2 separate regions of the Homo sapiens genome follow, and region 1 is linked to region 2. The links are chromatin loops, found by intact Hi-C in ENCODE. Cell type or tissue: GM12878. All regions are shown on one strand. Each heading gives the region's core, and the rest is flanking DNA. Links, peaks and the distances in the headings are about the cores only.

What was found. Peaks named below come from ENCODE experiments on the same cell type or tissue, not always from the same donor. Only the 100,000 strongest peaks of a DNase experiment are listed, where the experiment ranks them.
Region 1: a loop joins it to region 2, with 3 times the contacts of the local background. A loop is called at or near these places in 13 of 110 quality-filtered maps.

What each region holds. Positions count from the first base shown.
Region 1 is chr19:52,687,455-52,698,381 of GRCh38, reverse strand. LOC122539214 (Zinc finger protein LOC122539214) reads left to right here and starts at 7,886. Exons shown (of 4, transcript NM_001396016.1): 1 at 7,886-7,939. It also overlaps a transcript of ZNF83 not described here. RefSeq lists enhancers at 1-629, 1,441-2,252, 4,487-5,022, 8,217-8,752 and a silencer at 7,714-7,923. In GM12878, for the core only: a CTCF peak has its summit at 6,356; DNase peaks (open chromatin) are centred at 6,431, 7,801 and 8,099; H3K4me3 peaks cover 3,010 bases; H3K27ac peaks cover 1,867 bases.
Region 2 is chr19:52,595,666-52,606,592 of GRCh38, reverse strand. LOC137778871 (a long non-coding RNA gene) reads right to left here and starts at 5,292. Exons shown (of 3, transcript NR_197425.1): 1 at 5,238-5,292. It also overlaps a transcript of ZNF701 not described here and the pseudogene ZNF137P. RefSeq lists enhancers at 4,333-4,412, 5,073-5,122, 4,734-5,240, 5,193-5,252 and a silencer at 5,373-5,432. In GM12878, for the core only: CTCF peaks have their summits at 4,447 and 5,411 (motif pointing right); a DNase peak (open chromatin) is centred at 5,332; H3K4me3 peaks cover 1,751 bases; H3K27ac peaks cover 543 bases.

The DNA of each region.
Region 1 (10,927 bases), core at 1,827-9,826, 91 kb before region 2:
CCAGGTATTGTCCAAGGTTTCTCCCCATGTGATAGTCTGAAATATGGCCTCATGGGAAGGGAAAGACCTGACCGTCTCCCAGCCCGACACCCGTAAAGGGTCTGTGCTGAGGAGGATTAGTATAAGAGGAAGGCACGCCTCTTGCAATTGAGACAAGAGGAAGGCATCCGTCTCCTGCCCGTCCCTGGGCAATGGAATGTCTCGGTATAAAACCCGATTGTATGTTCCATCTACTGAGATAGGGGAAAACCACCTTAGGGCTGGAGGTGGGACATGCGGGCAGCAATACTGCTCTGTAAGGCATTGAGATGTTTATGTGTATGCATATCTAAAGCACAGCACTTGATTTTTTACCTTGTCTATGATGCAGAGACCTTTGTTCACGTGTTTATCTGCTGACCTTCTCTCCACTATTATCCTATGACCCTGCCACATCCCCCTCTCTGAGAAACACCCCAAAATGATCAATAAATATGAAGGGAACTCAGAGGCTGGCGGGATCCTCCATATGCTGAACCCTGGTCCCCTGGGCCCCCTTATTTCTTTCTCTACACTTTGTCTCTGTGTCTTTTTCTTTTCCAAGTCTCTCATTCCACCTAACGAGAAACACCCACAGGTGTGGAGGGGCAACCCACCGCTTCACTTTCATACTACATTTTTAGGTAATTGAGTGAGTTATTGTGTTTCTGGCTCCAAAAATCGAACTAATTAGAGTGGAAAGTTCATACACAGACATGAATGATAGAAGGTGTTTTATTCCATCATTAGTTTAAGAATAGGAAATCAACCTAAATAATAGCAGGAGATTCATTAAACCATTCTTAACACATTAAGCTCATGGAGACTGTGGGGTTACTGTGGAGAGGCTTGTGAAACAGGTGTTTTTGGTAAAAATGGTTACAATTTATTTTTTGAGATGGAGTCAGCCTCTGCCACCCAAGCTGGAGTGCAGTGACATGATCTCAGTTTACTGCAACCTCTGTCTTCTGGGTTCAAGTGATTCTCCTGCCTCAGCCTCCCAAGTAGCTGGGGTTATAGGCGTGTGCCACCACGCCCGGCTAATTTTTTTGTATTTTTAGTAGAGATGGGGTTTCACCATGTTGGCCAGGGTGGCCTCAAAGTTCTGACCTCAGGTTATCCACCCACCTCAGCCTCCCAGAGTGCTGGGATTACAGGCACGAGCCACCGTGCTCAGCTCTACCAATGTTTATTAAATATATATTTTGATATTTAAACATCACAGGATGGATATATTTGTTTTCTAGTAAAACTCTTAGCAAAGCTGCAGACCCTTTGCCACAAAGCATCTCCTTTCCCTGTCACGTCCTCCACCCTCTTTCCAAACTCACTGGGGAGCCGCTACTGTCAGTTCTGTGCCAAGTGTCAGAGCAAGTCTTGTACACCTGTATTTCTGCATCATTATGAGACTTTAAAAATAATTCCGTAGTAAATTAAAAAAATAAAATGTTTTATAGTTATGTTTTTACTTTAGGATTGGGGCTACATGTGATGGTTTGTTACATAGGCAAACTCATGTCATTGGAGTTTGTTGTACACCGGTATCAAGCCCAGTACCCAGTAGCTTTTTTTCTTTTCTTTTTTTTTTGACACTGAGTTTTGCTCGTTTTTTGAGTCTGGAGTATGATGGCATGATCTCGGCTCACTGCAACCTCTGCCTCCTGGGTTCAAGCAACTCTCCTGCCTCAGCCTCCTGAGTAGCTGGGATTACAAGCACATGCCTCCATGCCTGGCTAATGTTTGTACTTTTAGTAGAGACAGGGTTTCACCATGTTGGCCAGGCTGATCTTGAACTCCTGACCTCAGGTGATCCAACCCCCTTGCCCTAGCAAAGTGCTGGGATTACAGGCGTGAGCCACTGTGCCCAGCCCCATTAGCTATTTTTTCTGCTCCTCTCTCCTCCCCATCTCCACCCTCACCTAGACCCCAGCGTCTATTGTTTTCTTTGTGTTTTAGTAAATATTTTACTTTGATATTTCATCCTGCTAGTTGTGAAAATTTACATGTTGTTATGTTAGTAAACATGGCTAGCTTGCTCTTTGACATCTGCATTGGAAATTGGCTGAATGACAGTATGTGGGTCCTTTGCAATTTTTCTCTGTATAAAGAGTGCCATAGTGGCTGCATCTGAGCATGCCTGCATTCCTACAGATATCTAAAGATTCCTCCATGTCAGGCAGTTGAAAGGGTGATTGCTTCCTCTAGGAGGGGACATTTCCTGTTTTCTTAGATCTGACAAGATTCCTCCCTGTCCCCAACTATCAAAGTATCCGTTTCCAGCAAGATGAGATTCCTCTTCAGTTAAACAAAACTTGCTACTTTTTATATTTTAAAAATCTTTATATATATATATACACACACACACACACATACATATACGTACACATTGGCACACATATATGTATATATTTTGAAAATTTGCTGGATGTGGTGACTCATGTCTGTAATCCTAGCACTTTGGGAAGCTGAGGTTGGTGGGTCACCTGAGCTCAGGAGTTCAAGACAAGCCTGGCCAACATGGTGAAACCCCATCTTTACTAAAAATACAGAAGTTAGCCGGGCATGGTGGTGGGCACCGGTAATCCCAGCTACTCTGTGGCTGAGGCAGGAGAACCACTTGAACCCAGAAGGCAGAGGTTGCAGTGAACCAAGATTGCATTACTGCACTGCAGCCTGGGCGACAGAACGAGACCCTGTCTAAAAAAAAAAAAAAAAAAAAAAAAAGGAAGAAAGAAAAGATCTGGGGAAAATGACAACTTTTTTTTATTAGCATGTAGTTTCTTGCGAGTCTCTGTTTTATTATTTTGTGGACCTATATCAACAAAATGGATTTTTGTACTTTGAGTTATTCTGTTTTCATATATTTGATTTTATTTTGAGAGAAGGTCTTGCTGTGTCGCTTAGGCTGGAGAGCAATGGCGTGATCTTAGCTCACTGCAACCTCCTTCAGGCTCAAGCCATTTCCCAACCTCAGCCTCCCAAGTAGCTGGGACCACAGGTGAGTTCCACCATGGCCGGTTAATTTTTTTTTTTTTTTTTTTTTGAGATGGAGTCTCACCCGGTAGCCAGGCTGGAGTGCTGTGGCGTGATCTCGGCTCACTGCAAACTCTGCCTCCTGGGTTCAAGTGATTCTCCTACCTCAGGCTCCCAAGTATGTGGGACTACACGTGAGTGCCACCACGCCCGGATAATTTTTTGGTATTTTCAGTAGAGATGGTATTTCACCTTGTTAGTCATGACAGTCTGGATTTCATAACCTCGTGATCCGTCCGCCTCAGCGTTTTAAAGTGCTGGGATTACAGGCGTGAGCCACCTCTTCTGGCCTTTTTTTTTTTTTTTTGAGACAAAGTCTCTGTTATCCAGGCTGGAGTTCAGTGGCATGATCTCAGATCACTGCAAACTCTGCCTCCCAGGCAATTCTCCTGTTTTAGCCTCCCAAAAAGTTGGGGATTATAGTCCAGTGCCACCACCCCCAACTAATTTTTTTTGTATTTTTAGTAGAGATGGGGTTTCACCATTTTGGCCCAGCTAGTCTTGAACTCCTGCCCTCAGGTTGTAGCAGGATGAGCCACAGACAAAACTTCTCAGACACCGAGTTGTAGAAGGAAGGGCTTTATTCAGCTGGGAGCATTGGCAAGCTACTGTCTTAAAATCCGAGCTCTCTGAGTGAACAATTTCTGTCCCTTTTAAGGGCTCACAACACTAAAGATTTCACATTAAAGGGTAGTGATTGATTTGAGCAAGCAGGGGGTATGTGACAGGGGGTGCATGCGCTGGTGGTCAGAGTGAAACAGAACAGAACAGGAGGTTTCACAATGTCCTTCCATACAATGTCTGGGATCTATAGATAACATCAGTTGCTAGGTCAGGGGTGGAATTTTAATTACTAGGTTTAGGCCAGGCAGGCCGAGGCCTGGTTTCAGGTCTGGTTTTAGGTCTGATGCCTGGCATCGGGATGCCTGCCTTTGGTTTCACTTCCTTGTTTTTTTCTTAAAACAGGTACTGAGTATAAAACAATATAAAACAATATGAGAGGGTCTCTCTCTCTTCCCTCATTTCCCCCCTTTGAGAGTCTCACTTTTTATTAGTGGGAATTCTCACTCTTATTTTTGCTGCTTATGTCTTTTTGTGCAACAGATTGATAGTGATTCATATAGTACACTTGTGCTGAAGCATTTTGGTGAACTAAAATAGCGATGAAGCTTTTTATCGTTTGAAGAAGTACAGGTAGCAAACAAGGCAGCAGTAAGCAGGTTTCTATTACTATAATAACTCCTATTATAAGAGTTTTAAATCCTCCTAGTGCTGGGAACTACTTTCTAAACATGGCATCAGGGTTGAATCCATGCTACACTTGTATGGGCACATGTGTCAGTTTTGTCTTTTTTTTTTTTTTTTTTTTTTGAGACGAAGTCTTGCTCTGTCGCCCAGGCTGGAGTACAGTGGGTTGATCTCGGCTCACTGCAAGCTCCGCCTCCCGGGTTCACGCCATTCTTCTGCCTCAGCCTCCGGAGTAGCTGGGACTACAGGCGCCCGCCACCACACCCTGCTAATTTGTTGTATTTTTAGTAGAGACGGGGATTCACCGTGTTAGCCAGGATGGTCTCGATCTCCTGACCTTGTGATCCACCCACCTCGGTCTCCCAAAGTGCTGGGATTACAGGCTTGAGCCACCATGCCCGGCCAGTTTTGTCATATTTTTAACTATGTCTTTAACTACTTGCCTTTGATTATCTATGTGTAGACAGTAAGTAGTAAGGATAAATTTCTTTTTTTTTTTTTTTTTGAGATGGAGTCTTGCTCTGTCGCCCAGGCTGGAGTGCAGTGGCATGATCTCAGCTCACCGCAAGCTCCACCTCCCAGGTTCATGCCATTCTTCTGCCTCAGCCTCCCGAGTAGCTGAGACTGCAGGTGCCCACCACCACGCCTGGCTAATTTTCTGTATTTTTTTTTTATAGTGGGATTACAAGCATAAGCCACCAGGCCTGGCCTATTTTATTATTATTATTATTATTATTTTTTGAGACAGTCCTGCTTTGTCGCCCAGGCTGGAGGGCAGTGGGGTGATCTCGGCTCACTGCAACCTCTGCCTCCCATGTTCAAGTGCTTCTCCTGTATCAGCCCCTAGAGTAGCTGGGACTACAGGAGCTCACCACCACACCCTGTTAATCTTTGTATTTTTAGTAGAGACAAGGTTTCACCACATTGGCCAGGTTGGTCTCCAAACTCCTGAGCTCAAGTGATCCACCCACCTTGTCCTCCCAAAGTCCTGGTGTGAGCCACCTCACCCATCCCCTCTTCACTAATTTTTAATTTACCTAATGAATTCTGATTTTGAACCCATGTATTGCGTTTTTTCATTTAGTTACTCTATTTTTAGCCCAAGAGTTTCTGTGTAGTTCTTCATAGTTTCTGTATGTTGGTTGACCTTTGAATTTTCTGCATGCATTGCTTTTATAGTTTCTTGAAGCTGTCTCTTATTTCAATGCATTTCCAACTTTTTGGTGGATGTGGGTAACGGGGTCTCACTATGTCCCCCAGGCTGGAGGGCAGTGGTGCGATCTTGAGTCACTTCAACCTCTGCTCTCCAGGGTCAAGCAATCCTCCCACCTCAGCCTGGTGAGTAACTGTGGATGTGTCCTCTCTAGGTTTTTGCTTCTCATCTCTGAACTGAAGTTGATTTAAGTGTGTGTGGATGTGGTCTGAAGTGTGCAGGAGAGATTAATGGAGAAGCCCAACATGGTGAAACCCAGTATCTACTAAAAACAGAAAACAATTAGCCAGGCGTGGTCGCACTGGCCTGTAATCGCAGCTACCTGGCTGACTGGGGCAGGAGAACTGCTTGAACCCGGGAGGTGGAGGTTGCAGTGAGCCGAGATAGTGCCAGTACACTCCAGCCTGGGTGACAGAGCTAGACGCTGTCTGAAAAAATGACAGCAACAACAAACAAACAACTAAAAAAAAAAAGGTTATTCTGTAAATAATTAGGAAGACTAAGCAGCCCCAGAGTTAAGACCTTTTGGCATCATTGTCCCTTCTTATGGAGTGATAAAGTAACCTTCCTTGAAGTGTATCAATCCATCACCAGTCAAGTTGCTGCACCCTAGGCACTGGTCTTGAATGGAAAATGTGATTCTGGTAAAGCTTCTCTGTCTTTTCCTATGTGTGTAAAATCTTAACGTCTCCACCTGAGAACGCTGATCCTATTCATTTGAAGTTGATGTTTCCAGGTGGCTATTTCCAAGCTTTGTGTTCAAACAAACTCTGCACTTAATCATATATTCTAAATTTTATTATTTACCTCTGACATCAGTGTCTGTCGTATTGTAGGAGTCTCACCAGAGAGGGCACCTGTCCCCATGTTGTGAAACTCACACTTGTCAAAAAGACATGGGTTAGGGTTTTTCCCCCTCCCTCGGGATGAAGCTAATTAGCTGACACAGATGGTCACCTCCATTACCAAGTAAAGCCAGGATGAAGTATGTGTGACCCAAGGGGTTGTCAAATCCCCTTCCCTGAGGACTGATTAGTGTTTATCTTGAAAACATGTGCTTAATGGGTTGTATAGAACAGTGACATTTCTTTCTCTCTTTTCAACCTCATAGCTGTTTGCCTCTATTTCCCATCACATTTGAGTCTAAGGTTCTTTATTAAAATGGTTTTTATTTATTTCTCTGTTGTCGTGGAGATAATTACCCATTTGGGGGAAGATTTTCTTTGTTTTCAATTATATTTTCTCAACGTTTAAACAGTAAAGAGCATTCCTTAGGCTATGCAAGGTAGCCCACGCCTGTAGTCCCAGCACTTTAGGAGGCCGAGGCAGGTAGATTACTTGAAGTTCGGAGTTTGAGACCAGCCTGGCCAACATGGTGAAAGCCCGCCTCTATCAAAAATACAAAAATTAGCCGGGCATGGTCGCTCGTGCCTCTAATACCAGTAATACTGTAATACTCCGGAGGCTGAGGCAGGAGAATCGCTTCAACCCAGGAGGCAGAGGTCGCAGTGAGCAGAGATCACGCCCCTTCACGCCAGCCTGGGCGACAGAGGGAGACTCCCTCAAAGAAAAAGAAAAGAAAAACGTGAAAAAAAAGTAATAGATTTCTTCCACAAATGTGCTGGAACAACTAACTGGATATCCACACGGAACAGAATAATGTTGGATCCCTATGTCACACCATCAAAAATTTTATTTAAAAAGGTTTAAAAAGCGAGAGAGAGAGAGAGAGAGAGAGACGGAGAGAGAGGGAGACAAGGAAGGTGGCCTTGCGGGAGGGGGTGTTACTTTGTCGCCCAGGCTGGCCTGGACCCCAGGGCTCAGCGATCTTCCTGCTCCTACTTCCTGAGTAGCTGGGACCTCAGGCTCCCGCCTTCGCGCCTGCACCCCTGCTGTGTTTAAGCAGCAGGTGGTGACCTCACTCCTCCCTGGCCTGAGCACTCCGTCCCGCACCCCAGGCAGTGGCTTTAGGGAAGTCTCTGAAGCTGAGCACAGGGCGGACCCTCCCTCCCTTGTGAATGGAGAATAGAAAGGGAGAGGAGTTCTGTTCTGTTCTGTGGGCCGTCAGCATGAAATCCTATGTTCCGCCCTGGCAGGGCTTTGCATTTCACATTCTAGTTTGCATCCCCGTTCCAGAAAATTCCAGGGCTTTTGAATCATGCCTCATACTTCCTGGCCGCTGTCGCCTCCCAAACCCGAAAAACAGAGGCGCTGGGAGCCAGGATGTGAGACACACAGGTCCCGCCCCGGCCCCGCCCTCTGCCGGTTCTAAACCGCAAAGTCTCTCTGCTTCGCGCCCCGCCGCCACCCGGCCCAGGCCCCGCCCACCACCTCGCGGGGCCCGCCGAGGCCTGGCTTCTGTCCTGCGCGCGCAGATTCTCGCAAATCTGGAAGCGGATCGCGTGGAGTGACGGTCACACCGCGGCGGTGAGTTTCGCTGTTTTGTATTAAGTCTGCATTTCCCAGGTCCTCAGCGTTTCTGTCCCTCGGACCTAGGGTCCCCACAGATCTGGAACTTCTCTCCCGTCTTCACCCAGAGCAAATAGAGACATCCCCGTGAGAGTCTGGAAGTCGCTTCCTTTTGGGTCTAAAGTCGCCCTGAGGTTGGTCCCATCCCCTGTCTTTCTGCTCTAGGGCAATGTATACACTTCCTATCGCGTAGTTGTTGTTGTTTTTTTTTTTTTTTTCTCAAAATCATTTTCAGACTCCTCCCGCCCCGCGCTTTTTAACGTCCTCACCCGCGAAGTGGATTCCCGCCGTGGGCACCTCCCAGCCTTGCCCTTGTCGGCCTCTGAAGCGCAGCGCCGCGGCCCCTGTCCCGGGGAGGCCGTGTCCTCTGCCTAGTCCTGGGATCCTGCAGACCCCACCCTTGTCCTCAGGCGCCGTCGCCCCCCACCTCCCTCCTCGTGCCGGGCCCTGCTGCTCCCCAGGTCTCTCCTCCGCAGTCACCGCTTCTCCTGAGCCCGCGTTGGGGAGGTGCCCGGGGCCTGTCCTGTGACACGGGGTGTTCTTGCCTGCCCAGTTCCAGCCCCTGGAAAATAAGCTCCTCCGGGATGCAGGCGTCTTACTCCAAACCCTCCTGTGATTGTGTGGGCCAAAGGGATCAGGAGACGGACAGAGAGCAGTGGAAAACCTGAGACAGAGAAAAGAAGAATGAGAAAGAGCCATAAGAGATGGCAAAGTAGAGGATGGGTGAGGGATTTGCCAAGAGACAGCAAAAGTGAAAAGAAAACGATAAGAAAGCAGGAGGAGAAAAGCAAGTGCAGAAATGTAGAGAAAAGCTGGATGTACAGAGACATGAAGGACAGCAAGGTAGGGAGAGGGGCAGCAAAGAGGGAGGCTCATCAGGGTGAGGGAGAGGAGGAGGGATTTGGAGCCAGGGCAGACAGAGCAGAGTGGTGCTGGTGGCAAGGAGAACAGAGGGAGAAGCACAGCAGGGAGGACACCTGGGGATCTGGAGTGCTAGAGAGTGGGGATGAGGGTATAACAGGGAAGAGAGAATGTAACAGGGAGAGCAGAGGAGGCGCTGAGATGGGAGAAGAGGCGGAAATATTTGTGTTAGGGGAAACTGAAGAATGGAGAGACCAATATGAGAGAAACAGAATTGTTTATTTTAGGTACGCACTGGCTCAGTGGATTCATATCCAAAAAGCTGAGCACTGAACAAAGACAGAGCAGGGTTTTTATAAGTGGCCTTACAAAAGCAAAACAAAAGCAGTTAATTATACAGTGACAGGTTGTGTAATCTATAGCATAACATATCTTGTGACCTTGGGTTGCCGGTGGCCTTGTAGCTGCATCAAAGGAAAAACAAGAACTGACTAAATACAGACATTTGTAAAACATAATAATGCTTAAGAAGCCTGGAAAAAGAGTAACAGTAAAATAATCTCTCTCTTTTTTTTTTTTTTTTTTTTTTCCTTCAACCTTGCTCTGGAAGGTGGGGGTGTCTGGAGCCCATTCATTTAGACTTGGCTATTCGGACAGCGTTATCCTGTAACCGTTCTTGATGTGAGCTTGACAGGCAGAGGAAAACTTGTTCTTTTCTTTTTATTTTTAAACCTTGCCTTGCCACATTGTGGGCCTTAGCTTTTACTTTTCTTGGAGTGAATAAATGCAGTACTTATTATTTTTAAATTTCTGTCCATATAGAGATAGAGGATGATCAAAAGATTGGGGAGAAGAGCAGCAAGATGTTAGATAAGTTACAAGGATGGAGCAGAAGAGGTGGAAGAGAAGGAATAGAGTGAAGAAGGGGATAAACAGCAGGAGAGGAGAGAGGTACAAAATGAGGAGCAGAACCCCGGGGGAAAATAAAACAAGAGCTAGAGAGAGAAGGGGAGAATGAGAGATACGTACAGAATCAGGGAAGGAAGCAAAGTAATGAAGAAAGAGAGGCTGGGTACAGTGGTTCATGCCTGTAATCCCAGAACTTTAGAAGACTGAGGCAGGGGGATTGCTTGAGTCCAGGAGTTCTAGACCAGCCTGCACAACATAGTGAGATCCTTATCTCTGCCAAAAAAAAAAAAAAATTAATCGGGTATGATGGTGCGCACCTGTAATCCCAGCTACTCTGGAGGCCAAGGGAGGAGGATCACTTGAGCTCGGGAGGTCCAGGCTGCAGTGAGCCAAGATCATGCCACTGCACTGCAGCCTGGTCAACAGAGTGAGACCCTGTTACCAAAGAAAAGAAGGGGCAGGGGGACTTTGGGATCAGATGAGTAGGTGAGTTTATTGGCTATGATTAGTTGTGACATGTTGACTTCTGTGTATATAATCTAATAATTTAAAACTTGATTAAATTATAAAGATGAGATTGAGAATTTTAAAATTCCTGTCTATGAGACATGTACATTCTGTAAATCTTGGCATCAGAGGTTAGCTTCCAGTTGGAATCCCTATTCAGCCAGAGAGCAGTGACTTATTGAGTTGGAAGTTACTCTCTTCCCTTTTCCCAGGGTGGGGTAGGACGTGGGGCAGTGAAGTGCAACAAAAATCACTTTCTGTTATTACACAATACTTTTAATTTAATTAATTAATATTTTGAGACAGGGTCTGGCTGTATCACTCGGGCTGGAGTGCAGTGGCGTGATCTCCTCTAACTGCAGCCTTGGCCCCCTGGGGTCAAGTGATCCTCCTACCTCAGCCTCCTGAGTAGTTGGGACCTCAGACATGAGCCACCAAGCCCGGCTAGTTATATATATATATACATTATATATATATATATATATATATACATTATATATATATATACACATTATATATATATACATTATATATATATATATATAAAATTTATATATATATAAAATTTACACATATAATTTATATATATAATTTATATATAAAATTTATATATAATTTATATATCTATATAAATTATAATTTATATAGATATATAAATTATAATTTATA
Region 2 (10,927 bases), core at 1,287-9,286:
CTTAACGCCACTCTTGGGTGTCCGTGTCCTCGATTTCCGTGGCCATGAGACAACGAACATCAGGTATTACCCCAGAAAATGAGGCTGCCTCACAACTAAACCAAAGTCAAGAGGACAGATGAAAAATGAACTCAGGATACAAACATTGCTTCAAGAACGTGATTCTCTGAAGTATGGCTGCTGAAACTTCCTGTTGTAACCAGAAACCCCTGAAACCAGCTTTTTTTTTTTTTTTTTTTTTTTTTTTTTTTTTTTTTGGACAGTCTTCTCTGTCACCAGGCTAGAGTGAAGTGGCACAATCTCGGCTCACTGCAACCCATGACTCCCTGGATCAAGCGATTCTCCAGCCTCAGCCTCTGAGGTAGCGGGGATTACAGGCACATGCCAAGATGCCCACTAATTTTTGTATTTGTAGTAGAGACAAGGTTTCACCATGTTGGCCAGGATGATCTTGAACTCCTGACCTTGTGATCCAACCGCCTTGGCCTCCCAAGGTGCTGGGATTACAGGCATGAGCCAACGTGCCAGCCAAGATTTTTCTTTTAGCTGCTAAAATAAATTACCTGGGACTTTAAAAATAGTTTGTGAACGAAGTATCTGAGACAAATCTCAATCAGTTTAGAAAGTTTATCTTGCCAAGGTTAACTGCATGCCCACGACACAGGCTCAAGAGGTCCTAATGTCATGTGCCCAATATGGTCTAGGTAGAGCTTACATTTTAGGGAGTCATGACGTATCAGTAAGTGTCAGATGTACGTTGGTTAAGTCGGGAAAGGTGGAACAACCCAAAGCGGGGTGGGGGGTGGATTCCAGGACATAGGTAAATAAGAGACAAATGGTTGTTTTCTTTGAGTCTCTGATTAGCCTTTTGTACTTTGAGTAATTTTGTTCTCACATATTTTATTTTATTTTGAGATGAGGTCTTGCTCTTTTGCCAGATACTCAGGAGGCTGAGGCAGGAGAATCATCTCAACCCAGGAAACAGAGTTTGTGGTGAGCCAAGATCACACCATTGCACTCCAAGATGTGGTTGGGGAGAAATCCACAAATTTTGGTGATCAGAACTGAGGCATTCTGTGCTCAGTGGCATGAGAGAGTAGGAAAAACACTTTTTTTTTTTTTGTATTTCTTTTTTTTGGCGGGGGGTGGAGTCTTTCTTTGTTGCCCAGGCTAAAGTGCAGTGTCGGAATCTCAGCTCACTGCAGAGTCCACCTCCCGGGTTCGAGAGATTCTTCTGCCTCAGTCTCCCGAGTAGCTGGGATTACAGGCACCCACCACCACACCCGGCTACTTTTGGTATTTTTAGTAGAGACGGAGTTTCACCATGTTGGCCAGGCTGGTCTCAAACTCCCGACCTGAAGTGATCCGCCCTCCTCAGCCTCTCAAAATGATGGGATTACAGGCATGAGCCACCGCGCATGGCCTTTTTTTCCTACTTCAAATAGGCAAGCCAACTATTTGAACAAGCAGAGAGGGCTCTGTGCAGTATCCCGGGCCCCGGTTGCAAAGGAGGAGCAGCCCAGGTTTTCCGATCTCTTGATTAGGTGTTCCAAGTACAGGAAATGGGATGGAACCTGGTAGGTCAAGGGGTAGGTGTATGGAGGCCTCAGATCTTATCTATAGGGACAGAGAATGGAGCGTCAGAAGGAGTCAAGTACAGAATGAGAGACCACAGGGGAAGGAGACCCCTTTGACACAGCCCTCCCTGTTCCAGAGTCAAGAAACCAATGAGGTCACAGAAGCCAGATGACACGGTGTTGCCCATCAGGATAAAGATTCTGCCTTTGTCTCTGAGCTGCAGCATCACTAGAGGACAAAAAAATCAAACTACTACACATCTAAAGAGCAGAGGGGCCTGGCGTGGTGACTCACACTTGTAATTTCAGCACTTTGGGAGGCCGAGGCAGGAAAAACACCTGAGGTCAGGAGTTCGAGACCAGCCTGGCCAACATGGCACAACCCCGTCTCTACCAAAAATGCAGAAATTAGCCTAGTATGGTGGTGATGCATGCCTGTAGTTCCAGCTACTTGGGAGGCTGAGGCAGGAGAATCACTTGAACCCAGGTGGTGGAGGTCGTAGTGAGCTATTGTGCCACTGCACTCCAGTCTATGCAACAGAGTGAGACGCTGTCTCAAAATAAATAAATAAATAAATAAAATAAAATAAAATAAATAACAGAGACATAAGAGGGGGCAAAGAAAGATGTCCACTCAGAGATCTCAGGATTTAAACTTTTCTTTTCCCGCCGAATTCTCCCACTTGCAGAGAGATTTGAGGGTGGAGCTTCCACTCTGCCCATCTGAGCTCCTATTTGTGTTTACACCCATAATACATTCCTACCCATCTGTATTTTTTTTGTTATTTTCACTTCATTCTCCACAGTCCAGGGCTCCTTCCCTCACTCCAACATGGAGATAACAGGTCAGAAAGACTCCTGCTTATTAAAAAAAAAAAAAAAAAAAAAAAAAAAAAAAAAGGAAGATGACGTGCTGGAGCTTTTCTAGAGCCGCAGCCCTATGTTTTAGTAAGAAAGAAAACATTACAGATGGATCTAGCAAAATATTTCACAATTTCCTCCACTGACTGCCTCCTTCTGAATGCTTAGGGAGAATAGTCATATGTAATATGTGGACAACGAGCTCTCGTCCAAGAACTACTGAATCAAAAACACAGGAGTAGCAAACAGGGAAATGGATATCTTTTTGTTTTTTTTAGACGGAATTTCACTCTTGTTGCCCAAGGTGGAGTGCAATGGCGCGATCTCAACTCACCACAACCTCCGCCTCCCGGGTTCAAGTGACTTCTCTCACCTCAGCCTCTCGAGTAGTTGGGACTACAGTCATGCCCCACCACCCCTGGCTAATTTTGTGTTTTTAGTAGAAACAAGGTTTCTCCATGTTGGTAAGGCTGTTCTGGAACTCCCGACCTCTGGTGATCCGCCTGCCTCAGCCTCCCAAAGTGCTGGGATGACAGGCGTGAGCCATCGTGCCTGGCCAGAACTGGATTATCTTTAAAGTCACCCAGATGGTTTTGTTTTGCTTTTTGAAACAGAGTCTCGCACTGTCACCTGGGCTGGAGTGCAGTGGCAGGCTCTTGGCTCACTGCAACCTTCTGCTCCTGGGCTCAAGCGATTCTTTTTCCTCAGCCTTTCTAGTATCTGGGATTTCAGGTGAGTACCACCATGCTCGGCTAATTTTTGTATTTTTAGTAGAGACGGAGTTTCATCATGTTGGCCAGGCTGGTCTCAAACTCCTGACCTGAAGTGATCCACTAGCCTCACCCAAAGTGCTGGGATTACAGTCGTGAGCCTGGGCTACAGAGCCAGAGCCCATCCCAAATATTAATTAATTAAATTAAAAGTATTATGTAATAACACCAATTTTTTTTTTCCCACTTCACTGCTCCACTTCCTACCCAACTCTGGGAAAAGGCAAGAGAGTGACTCACAACTGAATAAGTCACTGCTGTTTGGCTGAATAGGGATTTCAGGTGGAAGCTAACCTCTGATGCTAAGATTTACAGGTACATGTCTCATAGACAGGAGTTTAAAAATTCTCAACCTCATCTGTATAATTTAAACAAGTTTTAAGTTATCAGATTATATACAAAGAAGTCAACGACTAATGATATCCAGTGAACTAACCTACTCATCTTTACCCAAAGTCCCCCGCTCCTTTTTTTCTTTTGAGACAGTGTCTCACTCTGTTGACCAGGCTGGAGTGCAGTGGCATGATCTCGGCTCACTGCAGCCTGGGCCTCCTGGGCTCAAGTTATCCTCCTACGTCAGCCTCCAGAGTAGCTAGGATTACAGCTGTGCACCATCACGCCCGGTTAATTTTTTTTTTTTTTTTTTTTTTTGGTCAGAGATGGGGAGGTCTCATTATGTTGCTCGAACTCCTGTACTCAAGCAATCCCCTTGTCTCAGTCTCCTATAGTGCTGGGATTAGAGACGTGAGCTACTGCGCCCAGCCCCTCTGTCTTCATTACTGTGCTTCCCTCGCTAAATCTGTACATATCTCTCATTCTCCCCTTCTCTCTCTAGCTCTTGTTTTCTTGTCTTTTTCCCTGGGCTTCCGTGCCTCATTTTTGCCCCTCTCCTCTTCTGCTGTTTATCCCCTTCTTCCCTCTATTACTTCTCTTCCACCTTTTCTGCTCCATCCTCGCTACTTATTTAACCTCTTATTGCTCCTTCTCCCACAATCTTTGGATTGTCCTCAACCTCCATAGATTCCGCCTCTTCTCCCATCTCTGCGCCTCCTCTGCTCTCCCTGTTACATTCTCTCTTCCCTGTTATACATCCCTGTCCACACTTTATGGCACTCTAGACCCACAGTAGTCCTCCCTGCTGTGCTTCTCCCTCTGTCCTTGCCACCAGCACCACTCTGCTCTGTCTGCCCTGGCTCCAAACCCCTCCTCCTCTCCCTCACTCTGATGAGCCTTCCTCTTTGCTGCCCCCTCTCTTCCTTGCTGTCCTTCATCTCTCTGTACATCTAGCTTTTCTCTACATTTCTCCAGTTGCTTTTCTCCTCCTGCTCTTTTCTTATCTCAGGTTTTCTACTGCTCTCTCTCACCTGATTCCTTTGGCCCATACAATTACAGGAGGGTTTGGAGTAAGACGTCTGCATCCCGGGGGAGCTCATTTTCCAGGGGCTGGAGCTGGGCAGGCAAGGACACCCCGTGTCACAGGACAGGCCCCGGACACCTTCCCAACGCGGGCTCAGGGGAAGCGGTGACGGCGGAGAGGAGACCTGGGGAGCAGCAGGGCCCGGCACGAGAAGGGAGGTGGGGGACGACGGCGCCTTAAGACAATGGTGGGGTCTGAAGGATCTCAGGACCAGGCAGAGGACGCAGCCTCCGCGGGACTGGGGGCACGGCGCTGCACTCGAGGGGCCGTCGAAGGCGAGGGTGGGAGGCGCCCAGGGCGGGAATCCACCTCACCTGTAAGGACTTTAAAAAGCGCGGGGCGGGAGGAGTTAGAAAAAGGTTTTGAGCAGGAAAACTACCCAATACAAAGTGTATACATTGCCCTATAGCAGCAAGACCAGAGACCGCACCAGCTTCAAGGCGATTTTAAACCCAAAAGGAAGTGAACCCCGGACTCTCAAAGGGAAGTCTCAATTTGCTCTGGGTGAAGACGGGCGAGAATTTCCAGGTCTGTGGGGACCCCACGTCCCAGGTACAGACGCGCCGGGGACCTGGGACGCACAGACTTAATATAAAACAGAGAGAAACTCACGCGCTGCCGTGGGACCTTCACTCCACGCTCTCCGCTTCCAGGTTCGCGCTGATCTGCTCGCGCAGGACAGAAGCCAGGCCTGGGCGGGGTCCAGGAGGAGGTGGGCGGGGCCTGGGCAGGCGGAAGCGGGGCGCGAGGCGGAGAGACTTTGCCCTTTAGAACCGGCAGAGGGCGGGGCCGGGGCGGGACAGAGTCAGTCTTGAGCCCAGCGCCTCCGTTTTTCGGGTTTTGGAAGGGAGACTGGCCGGGAAGGCTGAGGCATGAGTCAAAAGCCCTGGAATTGTCTGGAACGGGGATGCAAACTAGAATGTGAAATGCAAAGTCCTGCCTGGGCAGAACTACGATTTCATACTGAGGGCCCACAGGACAGAACAGAAATCCTCTCCCTTTCTATTCTCCATTCACTCGGGGTCGGGGAGGGCGGGTCGGCGGTGGGGGCAGAGTCCACCCTGTGCTCAGCTTCAGAGACTTCCCTAGGGCCACCGCCTGGGATGCGGGACGGAGTGCTCAGGCCAGGGAGGAGCGAAGTCACCACCTGCTGCTTAAACACAGCAGAGATGCGGGCACTGGGGAGGGAGCCTGAGGTCCCAGCTACTCAGGAAGCAGCAGCGGGAGGGTTGCTGAGCCTGGGGTTCCAGACCAGCCTGGGCGACAAAGTAACACCCCCTCCCGCAGGGCTCCCTTCCTCGTTCTCTAACTTTTTAAAATAAAATTTTGATTGTGTGATGTAGGGATCCAACATTATTCTTTTCCATGTGAATATCAAGTTAGTTGTCCCAGCACATTTGTGGAGGAGATCTATTACTTTCTTAATTTCCTTTTTTTTTTTTTAAGACAGAGTATTTCTCTGTCGTCCAGGCTGGAGTGCAGTGGCAAGGTCTCGGCTCAGTGCAGCCTGTACACCCTGTGTTGAAGTGATTCTCCTGCCTCACCCTCCGGAATAGCTGGCATTACAAGCGCGCCACCATGTCCGGCTAATTTTTGTATAATTGGTAGAGATGGGGTTTCACCATGTTGGCCAGGCTGGTCTCAAACTCCTGACTTGAAGTGATCTGCCTGCCTTGGCCTCCCAGAGTGCTGTGATTACAGGCGTGAGCCACCATGCCTGGCACAAGAAATACTCTTTACTTCACTATTTAAATGTTGAGACAATATATTTGAAAACAAAATGATCTTCCCCCAAATGAAAAATCATCTCCACGATAATAAAGAAATAAAAATCATTTTATTAATAAATAAGCCTTAGACCAGAATGTGATGGGAAATAGAGGAAAAGAGCTAAGAGTTTGAAATCAGATGCTTCAGTGTTCTATACAACCCATTAAGGACATGTTTTCAAGATAAACACTAATCAGTCCTCAGGGAAGAGGACACATAGTTGAACAGTCACACATAGTTCATCCTGACTCTACTTGGTAATGGAGGTGACCATCTGTGTCAGCTAACTAGCGTCATCCTGAGGGAGGGGGAGAAACCCTAACCCACAACTTTTGGCAAGTGTGAGTTTTACAACATGGCGACAGGGGCCCTCTCTGGTGAGGCTCCTACAATCCGACAGAAACTGATGTCAGCAGTAAATAATAAAATTTAGAATATATGATTAAGTACAGAATTTATTTGAAGGCAAAGCTTGGAAATAGCCACGTGGAAACATCAACTCTAAATGAATGGGATCAGCGTTCCCAAGTAGAGACGTTAAGATTTCACACACAGGGAAAGACAGAGAAGCTTTAGCAGAATCACCACGTTTTTTATTCTGGGCCAGTGCATAGGCTGCAGCAACTTGATTGATTACGGATAGATACACTTCAAGGAAGGTTACTTTATCACTACATAAGAAGGGACAATGATCCGAGGAGGTCTTATCTCTGGGGCTACTTAGTCTTCTTAATTACTTACAGGAAAACTCTTAGAAGTTGCACCTGCATTCCACTGGACTCAGGTTGCCTGACCACATTCCTCTCAAGGCTCAGAATTATCTCAAAGTCCATAGCCTTAAATTGAAGTTATTTGATGTTTGAATTATTTAATTTCCTACTGAGATAAAGGTACTGTTTCCCTTGTTGTTTGCCTTTCAAAGAGAGCTCCCAAGTCCTTCAAAAATACACCCCTGGGTCATTAAGCTGAAAAAAGGTTTAATTTCTAAAAAAAAAAAACAAAGTTAGCCGGGCATAGTGGTTCATACCTGTAATCCCAGCTACTCGGGAAGCTGAGGCAGGAGAATCGCTTGAACTCGGGAGACGGAGGTTGTGGTGAGGCGAGATCGTGGCTTGCACTCAAGCCTGGGTAACAAGAGAAAAACTCTGTCTAAAAAAAAAAACCTCAGAAGACAGAGAAAATGAATTTACAAATTTTCTAATTGAATGTTCTAAGAGACAAAAGGAAAGAAAAATCTCTTCCTTTACTTTTAAAGGAGGACTTATACCTCTCATTTATTTGCTTGTTTGAGACAGGGTCTAGCTTTTTCACCCAGGCTGGAGTGTGGTGGCAAGATCAGAGCTCACTGCAGCCTCCAACTTTCTGGCTCAAGTGATCCTCCCACCTCAGCACCCCAAGCAGCTGGGACCACAGGTGTGGACTAACACACCTGGCTGTTTTTTTTTATTTTTAGTAGAGATGAGGTCTTACTATGTTGCCTAGGCTGATTTCGAATTCCTGGGCTTAAGCGATCCTCCCTCCTTGGCCTCTCAAAGTGCTGGGATTACAGGTGTGAGCCACCGCTCCGGGCCCTGAGTTTATTTCCATGAAATATGAAATTATCCTCCACTCCTGGGAGTAATAGGCAGTTTTGCACGTCACCTTTCAGTTTCCATTATCCACTCAAACAACCCAGGACCTTGCTTAGTTTAATAATCCCTTCTAATTGCCAGTGCCCGCGGCAACCAGCGCGCCACTCCACCCCTTTACCGAGGTCCCTGCCCCTCTCCCCCACCCTGCCCCAGACAGAGGGGAGCTCGCCCCGCCTGCCGGATGCGTGACTCTACCTGCTCAAAAAAGGCGCTTTGCATTAAAACCATTTTCAACTTAAGAGGAAAAACGATTCAGCGTTCAGTACAGGTGGCCCAACACAATATGTTGTTTTACCTTCGATTGTTTGAAATATTAACTTAGGGGCCGGGCGCGGTGGCTCGCGCCTGTAATCCCAGCACTTTGGGAGGCCGAGGCGGGCGGATCACGAGGTCAGGAGATCGAGACCATCCTGGCTAACACAGTGAAACCCCGTCTCTACTGAAAATACAAAAAATTAGCCAGGCATGGTGGCGGGCGCCTGTAGTCCCAGCTACTCGGGAGGCTGAGGCAGGAGAATGGCATGAACCCGGGAGGCGGAGCTTGCAATGAGCCGAGATCGCGCCACTGCCCTCCAGCCTGGGCGACAGAGCAAGTCTCTAAAATGGACAGGAGGCATCCCTGTGATATTAGGGGTAATATCACGGCACATCAGAAACTATCCACCAATTAGTACCCGGAGAATCTAGTCCTGCAGGGCAAGAGGATGACAGCAGACGACACCTGGGGTCCAGCTGAGGAGAAAGCCAGGACCCGCCCCCTCGAGACCCTGCCCTTCAAAACACCACTTCCAGACCTTGCCCTCAAGATGACGATCACCCTCTGGCCCGGCCTCCAGGCAGCCTCCTCATTCTTGCCCCGCCCAGATTCTGTTCAAGGCCCTGCCCCTTCTAATCAGGTCCCACCCCAACGGCCACCTACACACTCTCATAGCCAGGTGTGGCTGTGATCTATCAGCCTTGGGCTCCCAAAGTGCTGGGATTACAGGCATGAGCCACCCCACCTGGCCCAATCTTCTTAACATAAACACTTTAATGTAAATTAATTCTTAAACTCAAGGTTAAGTCAACTCAATCTCAAGTCAATGCCTATTTGGCTCTAATGTCAATTAAAGCTTTATGATCTTCTATAGTCACTGTATTTGGAACAGTTATCTCAAAAATGAATTTTCTGATGTTCTGCATGGAGTGCCCACAGACTGAAGACCTTGCCACACTTAAGACATTTGTAAGATTTCTGTCCAGTATGGATTCTCTGATGTCTAATGAGGTGTGAACGTGAAGTCAAGACTTTGCCACAATCATCACACTTGTGAGGTTTCTCTCCTGTATGAATTCTCCTATGTTTTGCATAGGATGAAGCTTGACTGAAGACCTTGCCACAGTCATGATATTTGTAAGGTTTCTCTCCAGTATGAGTTCGCTGATAAACTGCAAGATATGATCGATGTCTGAAAATTTTACCACATTTATTACACTTGTAAGATCTGTCTTCATTATGGATTCTCCAGTGATTTGCAATGGTTGTAGCATTACTGAAGACTTTGTGACAATCATTACATTTGCAAAGTTTCCCTACACCATGGATTGCTTGATGATAAAAAAGTGACGACTTCCCACTTAAGGCTTTGCCCCACTCATTACACTTGTAAGGTTTCTCTCCAGTATAAACTCTCTGATGTTGTGCAAGGTTTGATTGTTGATTAGAAACCTTAGACAGTATGAAGTCTATGATGACATGCAAGGTGTGCTTTTCTACTAAAAACCTTGCCACATTCATTACATGTGTAAGGTTTCTTTCCAGTATGAATTGCCTTATGCATTACAAGGGCTGAATTTTGAGCAAAGGTCTTTCCATACTCGTGAAATGTGTAAGGTTCTCTCCAGTATGAACTCTCTGATGTTGTGCAAGGCATAAATCATGGTGGAAAACCTTGTCACAACCCTTACATTTGTAAGATTTCCCTCCAGTATGAAGTCCATGATGTGCAAGGTTTGCTTTTCTACTAAAAGCCTTGCCACATTCGTTACATGTGTAACATTTCTCTCCAGTATGAACTCTTACGGCATGAAAGGCATGAATTATCCCAGAAAGCCTTGTCACAAACCTTACGTTTGTATGGTTTTTCTCCAGTATGAATTCTCCTGTGTGTTTCAAGTTGTGATCCTCAACTCTAAACTTTGTTGCATTCTTCACATTTGTAATGTTTCTGTACAGTATGAAGTCTATGATGACACTGAAGGGATGACTTCTGATTGAAGGTCTTGGAACACTCATTACACTTGTAAGGTTTTTCTCCAGTATGAACACTATGGTGCCATGCAAGGTATTGCTTCTGATGAAAGACTTTGCCACATACATCACATTTATACTGTTTCTCTCCTGAATGGGTTACGTGATGTCTCCTTAAACATGAGCTATGATTAAAGGCTTTGCCACACTCATTACATTGGAAAGGTTTTTCCCTCATGTGTACTTCTTGTATTTGTGTGAATAATGAAGAATAGAGGAAATTCTTCCCATACTTAATAGAAATATGGGTTTTGAGCCTACAAATTATTTGGGATGTTGAAGCTGAGGAAGCATCATTGATAGACTTCTCCACTTGATTACCAATTTTCCCTTGGGTCTGAAACATGTGGAGTTCAGGCAGATGCGAATGAAAGCTTGATCCAAGCTGATCTTTAATAGGCTTGTTTCCAGCATGTCTTTGATCACGTCAGTCTGTACTACCTGTCAACTCTTTGGTTTCTGTCATGGGTGCTTCATGGCCATTTCTTTAAATTTCTTGCCACTGAAACTCAAAGTGATGAATATCTTTCTTGATTTCTGGGAAGCAAAAATCTCCAGTGTGATGACTTTCATGTATTTGCAACGTCCCTGTGTGAATCACTTCTCCTGTA